Regions from separate parts of the Homo sapiens genome. Here region 1 is linked to region 2. The links are chromatin loops, found by intact Hi-C in ENCODE. Cell type or tissue: K562. All regions are shown on one strand. Each heading gives the region's core, and the rest is flanking DNA. Links, peaks and the distances in the headings are about the cores only. Region 1 has its middle 17 kb from the start of LGALS16. Region 2 holds the start of DLL3 (delta like canonical Notch ligand 3).

The links. A loop is a pair of places that touch in the nucleus more often than their neighbours do. Peaks named below come from ENCODE experiments on the same cell type or tissue, not always from the same donor. Only the 100,000 strongest peaks of a DNase experiment are listed, where the experiment ranks them.
Region 1: a loop joins it to region 2, with 6 times the contacts of the local background. A loop is called at or near these places in 5 of 110 quality-filtered maps.

The regions. Positions count from the first base shown.
Region 1 is chr19:39,670,476-39,674,865 of GRCh38, reverse strand. No RefSeq gene overlaps it. Among named protein-coding and RNA genes, the nearest start is that of LGALS16, 17 kb to the right of the region's middle. In K562, for the core only: CTCF peaks have their summits at 863 and 2,698 (motif pointing right); a DNase peak (open chromatin) is centred at 2,695.
Region 2 is chr19:39,495,523-39,499,912 of GRCh38, reverse strand. DLL3 (delta like canonical Notch ligand 3) reads right to left here and starts at 966. Exons shown (of 9, transcript NM_203486.3): 1 at 870-966; 2 at 440-721. The coding sequence starts at 938. RefSeq lists a silencer at 1,587-1,646 and an enhancer at 1,270-2,262. In K562, for the core only: a CTCF peak has its summit at 1,906 (motif pointing left); DNase peaks (open chromatin) are centred at 1,042 and 1,882; H3K4me3 peaks cover 370 bases.

The DNA.
Region 1 (4,390 bases), core at 210-4,209, 170 kb before region 2:
ACATTAAAAAGAAGTTTTAATATTTGGTGGCAAATTTTGACAGGAAAGGGCAGAAATGACAACAAGTATATGTTGAGGTAAATGTGGGACTGAGTAAGATGGGTAGACCTTACTCAGTTACTTAATTTTTGTGATTTTTAGCTTAACATTTTCTGCTTTTCCACATGGACATTCTGGATGTTTCTCTGGACTGTTAGGGGTTGCTCCCCCAGCTTTTTAAGCTTTGACTTTAGTGTGATGTATTCAGGAGTTGATTCCTGTAAATTTTACTACTGAGAGGGTTGAAAGAAGAACAGTGGAGGGCCCTTCCCAGCTTGGCTTAGGGAAGGAGAGAGATGAGATTTTTCACTAATACTAAATTTCCTGGATTAAATAAAGATGGTTTTAGTTCCTGGACTTGGGCTTTCACTAGTTGTGTTAATGCCCTGAGACTTCCTTGCCTCTGTCTTAGCTGGCTGACCAGTTAATTTATTTCCTTTGCTTACCTTATTTATTTTCTTTTGATGTTCCCTACAATGCATCCTGCTATTTCTTGTGGAAGAAAAACTGAGGATAATAACCTATTAATTTCCTGGTGATATTTTATGGGAGATTCATTAGTGGTAAGAAAATGCCTTTCCTTTTAAATAGCAGCATGAGCATGGACAATTAGGAAAGCATACTTGGAGTTAGTAGAAATGTTAGCTATCTTTCTCTGGCTTAATTTAAGTGCTCTTGTAAGAGCTATTAGCTCAGCTAATTGAGTGCTTGTGTTTGGGGCAGTGACTACTGCTCATCCTGCCTTATGTACTTCTTGCTTTACTGGCTGTTTACTAGCTAAGAGCTCCCCTTAGAGGTCAGTGATCCTGCCACATTATGTGGGCTGTAAACAGTTGAATTATTTCCTAGGGTTAACTTGGAGGCTTTTTTGACTAGTAGAGCTATTATGACAATGACTTGGAAGCACGTGTAAATAGGTCTTTCTAACTACAGCTAAGGTTGAAAAAAATATTGGATTAGAGTTTTTCCCGAGATGCCCTTTACAGTTGTGCTATGAGAAGAGCGGAGGCCTGGATTAGAGAGGAGAAAAGAGAGAGACTGGCTCTAGTGCTTAGAAGGAGGTTTACTTTCCTTTTGTAAATTTCCAGAATCCTCTAGGACTCCTGTGCTCTATGGCAGTTTGAGTCACTGGAGCCAATGTTGGAGCCCTTGGACCCATCATTCCTGCTGGACCATCTGTGAGGCTGATTTTGAACCCAGTGACCTCTGCCTCTGGGGGTAGTTCTGTTTCCAGTGGTTTTTGCCACAGCCTGGATAGGGTTGAGTTTGCTTCATCTTGCTGCCTGGGCATTCCTTTTAAAAATGCTCTGGGCTGCCATGCCAATAGCAACTAGTGGATGTACCTTGGGGATTCTGGACTTTACAAGCTTGCAAAGCTGCTGCTGGAGCCTCTGTCCTTCTCTTGAGATTCCCCCGCTTTTGTTGGGACTCCTCCTTGTCCCTATTATAAAAGACCAAAGTCGCCACTTGCAGGAGGTTCTCTAAGGTGGTATTTTGTCCTAAGCTTGCTTTTTTAGTTTTAATATCAGGAGCTGCTTTTGTAATAAACTTCTCCTTCAAAATGAGCTGTTCCTCCATTGAATTAGGGGATAAGGAGATGTACTCTATTAGTGCCTCTCTTGGCCTTTCCATAAAGGCTACAGAATTATTATCTGGCTTTTGGTTCATTATAGACAGCTTAGAGTAACTGAGAGGTTTGGCCCTGGTTTCCTCTAGGCCTTTTATAGTGAGTATTAAAAAGTACTTCCTTTTCCTATCATTTCCTGAGCTATTGAAGTTTTAGTTAGGGTTGTTTATGAGAACCGCTTCCCTCCCATTTAGTAAAAATGCCATGTCCTTGTGCAAAAGAAAATAAATTGCTTTTCTCTTTACAGTTTTGAGATTAAGGAAGTTTCAGTGTTTCAGAGTGCACTCCAGAGGGGTGCAACCTAAAGATAATTTATTATCCATTTAGAAAAAGAAGAAAGAATACAAAGCATCTTCTTAGTCTCCTTCCTTTTGGTATGACCCAGAGTGGAGGAGCAGACAGGGAGCATCCTCTGATTACTTCCCCTCCCTGGTTTCTGGATCCCGGCACCATGTTAAATGTGCCACCCATGGCTGTAGGTGTGGTCCTCCAAGCCATAGAGCTGGATGAACTAAGTGATGGGGCTACCCGTGCTTACCCATGCAGTCTTAGCTTATCTGCCTTGTGTGATTTACCTTTGATTTCCTAAACATGTGCAGTTTGCCTGGCTCCCTGAAAACGGATCTCCGGGGAGACTGTGTCACCTCTGGGCAAGGCTCCTTTAATGGAGGCAATGTGCTAGATTGCCTGCTATTATGACCCGTGCTAATGCATTTACCCTTTAAAAAAAACTGTTCTGGTTAACTTCTAAACTTAATATCCCCTTACCAATTAAGTACTGTCTTAATTGGAGACAGAATAGGTGCCTTAAAAGAGTGTAGGAACCGAATGGCAGTTTTCCTACTGATGGGACAATATTGGGACTAAAATCTGGCTGTGGAAGACATCTTACTCCTAATGGTTGAAACCAGAGTTTCCCGTCCACAGAAGTAGCAGTAAAAAAGTGCAAAATGGAGAAATTGTGAAGCTGCAACGTACCACAGAGAACCAAGTGTCTCATGAAGAGGATTTTTATTTCCACCAGGTGGCGGTTTTGGCTTAGAAATACCATGTGCTCACCAGCGAAACCTTAGAGAGACAGACGTTTATTGAGTTACTGCCTGCCTTGATTCATGATCTTCTCTAACAGACCTGTTTCCCTGAACTGTAAAGATTCCTGCACATTAGACACAGTGAGAGAGACAGTAAGAGACCGCGGGTAGAGAGAGAAAGAAAGTTTGGTGGCAGGATAGCTGGAAGAGAGCCTAGAGATTAAAAGACAGATTTAAAGTTGAGATTTGCTCCATACTCACCAGTCTGATGAATGAATTCCCATTCCTGGCCAATGCACCTAAAAGATATGGCTCCGATGACTGGAGGGAACCAGGGTCCTTGGTCTCGTGCTGATAAGATTAACAACATGGACACATGTGGAGTGGTTTTAAGGGGTGAAAAGTTTCATAGGCAAGAAAGAAGGAAGGAAGAAAACAGCTCCCCCGTACAGAGACAGAGAGAGGGGGATTCGAACAAAAAACCCCCCATGCTCCCCACCCTGTGTCCAAGTGTTCTCATTGTTCAATTCCCACCTACGAGTGAGAACATGCGGTGTTTGGTTTTCTGTCCCTGCGATAGTTTGCTCAGAATGATGGGGGGAGGGAAAGCATTAAGAGAAATACCTAATGTAAATGACGAGTTAATGGGTGCAGCACACCAACATGGCACATGTATACATATGTAACAAACCTGCACGTTGTGCACATGTACCCTAGAACTTAAAGTATAATAATAAATAAAAACCTATCACACACACACACATAAAAACCATGTGTGGTGGAAAAGTGATTGCTTATATTGGGATGCTGGAGGAGGCGGCTTCTGGTTTCCATAGGGCCCAGGGGATTGGTTTGACCAGGTGTGTAATTTCTGTAGCCTGTGAAAAATCTGGCCCTCCCATCTTAGCCCTTTAATATGCAAATGCGGGTTGCCATGATGTTTCGAACACATGGTGTTATCTGAAAGTGGCCATGACACTTGGTACACCTGGTGACAAGGAAAAGATGGCAGGAATCACCACATTGAGTGAACCTCGTTTCTAATGACCCAGTATTTGCATATCAAAGCTTGCTCTCCTGGCCCTTCAAGCCACCTTTTCTGTTAGAAAAGAGATGGTTTGGGGGTTGTTTCTTATTACAGGAAAATTTCCACCAAGAACTTTTACCCTTACTATCTACCTAAAAATTATTTCTTAATAACTCCTGTATCACAAGGATGAGAAATAGTGTCCATGTAGGTCCTGAGAATAAAAAAAAAGAGCCTAATCCATGATATATAATACCTAAAAATGGCTTTGGAAGTGCATATTTTATTGTGGCCAATGTTTGACCTCTTTAAAAAGCTATAATATCATGACAGTGTGGTGCTGGCTTAAGGAGAGGCATAGAAATCAAAGGAGTAGAATAGAGAGCCTAGAAACACTCACAGAGGGTCACCTGAGAGTCCACAATGGGCTACGACCATCGCATTGGAAAAGGACAGACTTCTCAACACGTGATGCTGGGAAAACTGGACTTACACATACTGGTCCCTTAGCTTATAACATATACAATAGTGAACTCAAAATGTATCAATGAGTAAACGTAAGACCTTCAATGATAATGATAGGAGAAATGATAATGACAGGCAGATATCATCATGACATGAGATTGGGCAATGATTTCTTGATTATGGGCTGTAAATACAGACAAA
Region 2 (4,390 bases), core at 160-4,159:
AAGAGTAATTAATACAGGACCCAACTGAAAGAACTGAGGACAGAAAAAAAAAAAAAAAGAGAGAGAAGATATTAGTGGTCCCCAAGACAAGGTGTGAGAGGTTTGGGGATAAAGATGAGGACCACAGTTTTTAGGGATCCCCAAGGAGCAGAGGTAGGGTTCCTTGAGTTTAGGATTTCAGAGCTTGGGTTTGAAATTCTGGGAATTTGGGGTCCCAGCATCCAGGGTTGGGGAATCAGAACATTTAGAATCCCCAGTGTGTAGAGTTTAGAGGTCTGTGAATGTGGGGTTCCAGACGGTAGAGTTACTGGTCTGGGAATTTCGTCCACCCCCTGGGAGGCAGGATTAGGGTCTTGGAAGCTGGAGGGGAGAGGAGGTGGAGGTTTCGCTGGCAGGGTTAGGCCTCCAGCACCGGGAGTCCCCCGGGGGCAGCACTTACAGGCCAGGCGTCCCGGAAGGGCACCTGCAAGAGGCCGTCGGGCAGTGGGAGATCAGGCGCGGGCGCTCCGGGCTGCTCGGTGTAGACCGGTCCGCGCGCACTCAGCGCCGCGCCCAGGGCGCACGGGGACTCGGCGGCCTCCTCTGAGAGCCCAGGCTTCAGGCAGACTCTGAAGAAGAGGCGGCAGGGGAGCCGGGCGCTGCAGGGGGACCGCGGGGCCCCAGGGCCTGGACCCGGCCCGAAAGAGTGGATCTGCAGCTCGAAGACGCCAGCGGGCCGTGTCTGGGACGGAGACGGGCGCAGGGTGAGGCGGCCGGGAGGACCCAGGCTTCCCGTCCGCCCCACGCTCCTTCCCCAGGACCTTCAGGTCGCACTCACCCCTCCCCTCCGCATTCATCCCTTTCCACGCCACCTCCCACCTGGCTCTGACCTGGGGGAGGAAAATGAGCGCTAGGATCACAGTCTGGGAGAGGAGCCCGGACATCCGTGGGGAGACCATGGCCTTCTGGTGGGGGGGTCTCGGGAGTCGCAGCTGCTGGCTTCCAAGCCTTATATCTGAGAGAATGGCCCCGCCCCTTCAGGCAGCTACCCGGCCCCAAGGGACCAAGGGCGGGGCGGGGGGGGCGGTCACAGGGGAGGGGGAGCGTGCAGGAGCAACAGCGAGATTCCGTCTGTGGTCGTGGGCACGAGCGAGGTCATGCGTGGGTGATCCCGCGACTTTTTGTGTGGCTAGGGTGGGGTGGGGTTAGGGGGCTAAGCCTGTGTGTGAGGTTGTACATGATTTTAAGATTTTGTGTGTGTGGTATGAACCAGAGCTACCGGAGGGTGCACATGACTTTGTCATTGTGAGTCCACGTGGGACTGTGCGGCTCAGCATACGCCTGGAGTTGTGTGTGATTGACACATTTATGAGGTTGTAAACAATTCTGATTCTGCACGCACACCCGAGTGGGACACTAGAAGTGTACACGACTTCGTGATTGTGTGACGCTTTGAGATTGTGTGGCTGTGTGGCTGCTTCTCTGTGCGTGTGTGTTTATGGGAGATCCTGTATAGGCGTATAAACCTGTGACTTTGTGCTCTGTGCGGGTGTGGTAGAGGCTGTGCAAGGTGGTGAATGGCTGAGGGCGCCTGTGTGTGAATGAGACTGGGTTTGAGAGGTCCACGGATGCAGCCGCGTGTGAATACGATGAAGATCCGGAGTTCTTTGTAGACCCCTGTGTGCGCTGGTTTGTGTGAATGAGACTGGGTTTGGGAGATCCACGGGTGTAGCTGTGTGTGGATACGATGAAGATCCAGGGCTCTTTGTGGACCCCTGTGTGCAGGCGTGTGTGTGTTCCCCCTCCGCAAGACAAAGCCACCCTCCCAAACCCCGCATCGCGGACGCACCAGACGCCAGGGCGAGGAGCTCGGCCTCAAGAGGGGGCTCCCAGCTGTATGTAAATGCCGCCATCTGCCGGGCGGCCGAGCCCCTCCCCCTTCGGGCCGCAGCTGGGCTGCCCGTTTGGCCTCCGGAAGGTGTGAGGAGCAAATGGGCAGGAAATTCCGTCTTCACATACAGGGACCCGCTCCCCCACCCCAGAAGAACTGGGGGGGGGGACATCCCGGGCCCTTCAGAAACCCTTTAGTATTCCAGGACCTCAGCAGGAAAAGCCAATTAGGAGCAGATGTCCCAGCCCCTCTGGTCATAATTGCTCCCTGCCAGGCATGGGGCAAAACCCTTGAGCTGGGGTAACTTCTTTTTTTTCCCCCCCAAAGTAAAAAACTTTAGTGCTTAGAGGCTAATAATTATAGGGGAAAATACAGGTTCAATTTATATGTCTTTTTCCAGAGAAGTAAGATATAGTAACCAACGAAGCCTAGCCCAGCAGAGCCAGGCATACAGTAGGCGCTCTGTTTTTTGTTGTTGCTGTTGTTGTTTTTTTCAGAAGAAGAAGTTTTGCTCTTGTTGCCCAGGCTGGAGTGCAGTGGTGCGATCTTGGCTCACTGCAACCTCCACCTCCCGGGTTCAAGCGATTCTGCTGCCTCAGCCTCCAGAGTAGCTGGGATTACAGGCACCCACCAACACACTCGGCTAATTTTTTATATTTTTAGTAGAGACGGGGTTTCACCATGTTGGCCAGGCTGGTCTCGAACTCCTGACCTTCAAGTGGTCCACCCACCTCGGCTTCCCAAATTGCTGGGATTACAAGCATGAGCCACTAATCCCTGCGCAGTTAATTTTTTAATGAATGAAAGAAGACCAGGCTGGGCACAGCGGCTCACGCCTATAATCCCAGTACTTTCCGAGGCTGAGGCAGGGGACTGCTTGAGGCCAGGAATTTGAGACCAGCCTGGGCAACACAGCAAGACACACTTTTCTACAAAAAAAAAGAAAAGGAGGAGGAGGAGGAGAAAAAAACAGCCTAAAGATTCTTCTCTTAATTCTGACAACAGTGGCGTTTGAGCAAGGCAGCGCCATGGGTCAGATTGGGCAGAACATCCCAGGCTCCTTTTCCCTGTATTTGTCTTTTCCACTCCCTTATTTTTTTTTAATTTATTATTATTGTTTGAGATGGAGTTTTATTCTTTGCCCAAGCTGGAGTGCAGCGGCTCCATCTCCACTCACTGCAACCTCCGCCTTCCAGTTTCAAGCGATTCTCCTGCCTCAGCCTCCCGAGTAGCTGGGATTACAGGTGCGCACCACCATGCCTCGCTAATTTTTGTATTTTTAGTAGAGACAGGGTTTCACCATCTTGGCCAGGCTGGTCTTCAACTCCTGACCTCGTGATCCGCCCACCTCGGCCTCCCAAAGTGCTGGGATTACAGGCGTGACCCAACGTGCCCGGCTCCACTCCCTTCTTTAATTCCTTTTTCACCATTCAGACTTCACCTCCTCCAGGCAGCACTACCTAACACTCCCCAGAAGCATCAAGCACCTCCTCTGAGCTCCCACATCCCCCTATGATTCTTTTATTCTGCCCGACCCCTCTGTCTGTGCCTCCCTCAGCCTTGACCATTCTGGCCTATGAGGTCTTTATTTTTTTGAGATGGGGTCTCTGTTGCCCAGGCTGCGGTGCAGTGGCATTATCCTAGCTTACTGCAGCCTCGACTTCCCGGGCTTAAATGATCCTCCCACCTCAGCCTCCCAAGTAGCTAGGATTACAAGCATGAGCCACCACACCTGGCTAATTTATTATTTTTGGTAGAGATGGGGTCTCCCTATGTTGCCCAGGCTGAACTCCTGGGCAAAAGCGATCCTCCCACCTCGGCCTTCCAAAGTGCTGAGATTACAGGCATGAGCCTCCATGCCTGGCCCTGTGGGGTTTATCTAAGCACAAATCAGACCATTTCCTTCACTTGCATTAGACTTTTCTGTAGCTCCCCAGTGCCTTCTAAATATGTAAGCTTCTAAGGCTGACATTTGAGACCCTCCTTCCACATCCCCCCGAGGTCAGACAAGTTATGTGGCCCCAAGGAGTAAAGCCAGACCTTGTAAACCAAAGTCACCTGGAGGCAAATTAGGTCTAATACTGGGTTAGGTGAGGGAATAGGCTTCCCATCACAGAATATATTTTAACAGAATTTGGGCAACCAGCTATGGAAGGAAGCAAATTCCTGCCCTGGATGATCATTGGGGGGAACAGATTCCAGGTCTGAGATATCTCAGAATGTTTGTTTTTGTTTTGTTTTGTTTTGTTTGGGGTTTTTTTGTTTTTGTTTTGTTTTGTTTTTTTGAGACGGAGTCTCGCTCTGTCACCCAGGCTGCAGTGCAGTGGCTCAATCTCGGCTCACTGCAATCTCCGCCTCCCGGGTTCAAGCGATTCTCCTGCCTCAGCCTCCCATTTAGCTAGGATTATGGGCGCCCACCACCACGCCTGGCCTGTTTGTTTTTTTTTTTTTCCTAGAGATAGAGTCTCACTATGTTACCTAGGCTGGTCTTGAACTCCTGGCCTCGAGTGATGCTCCTGT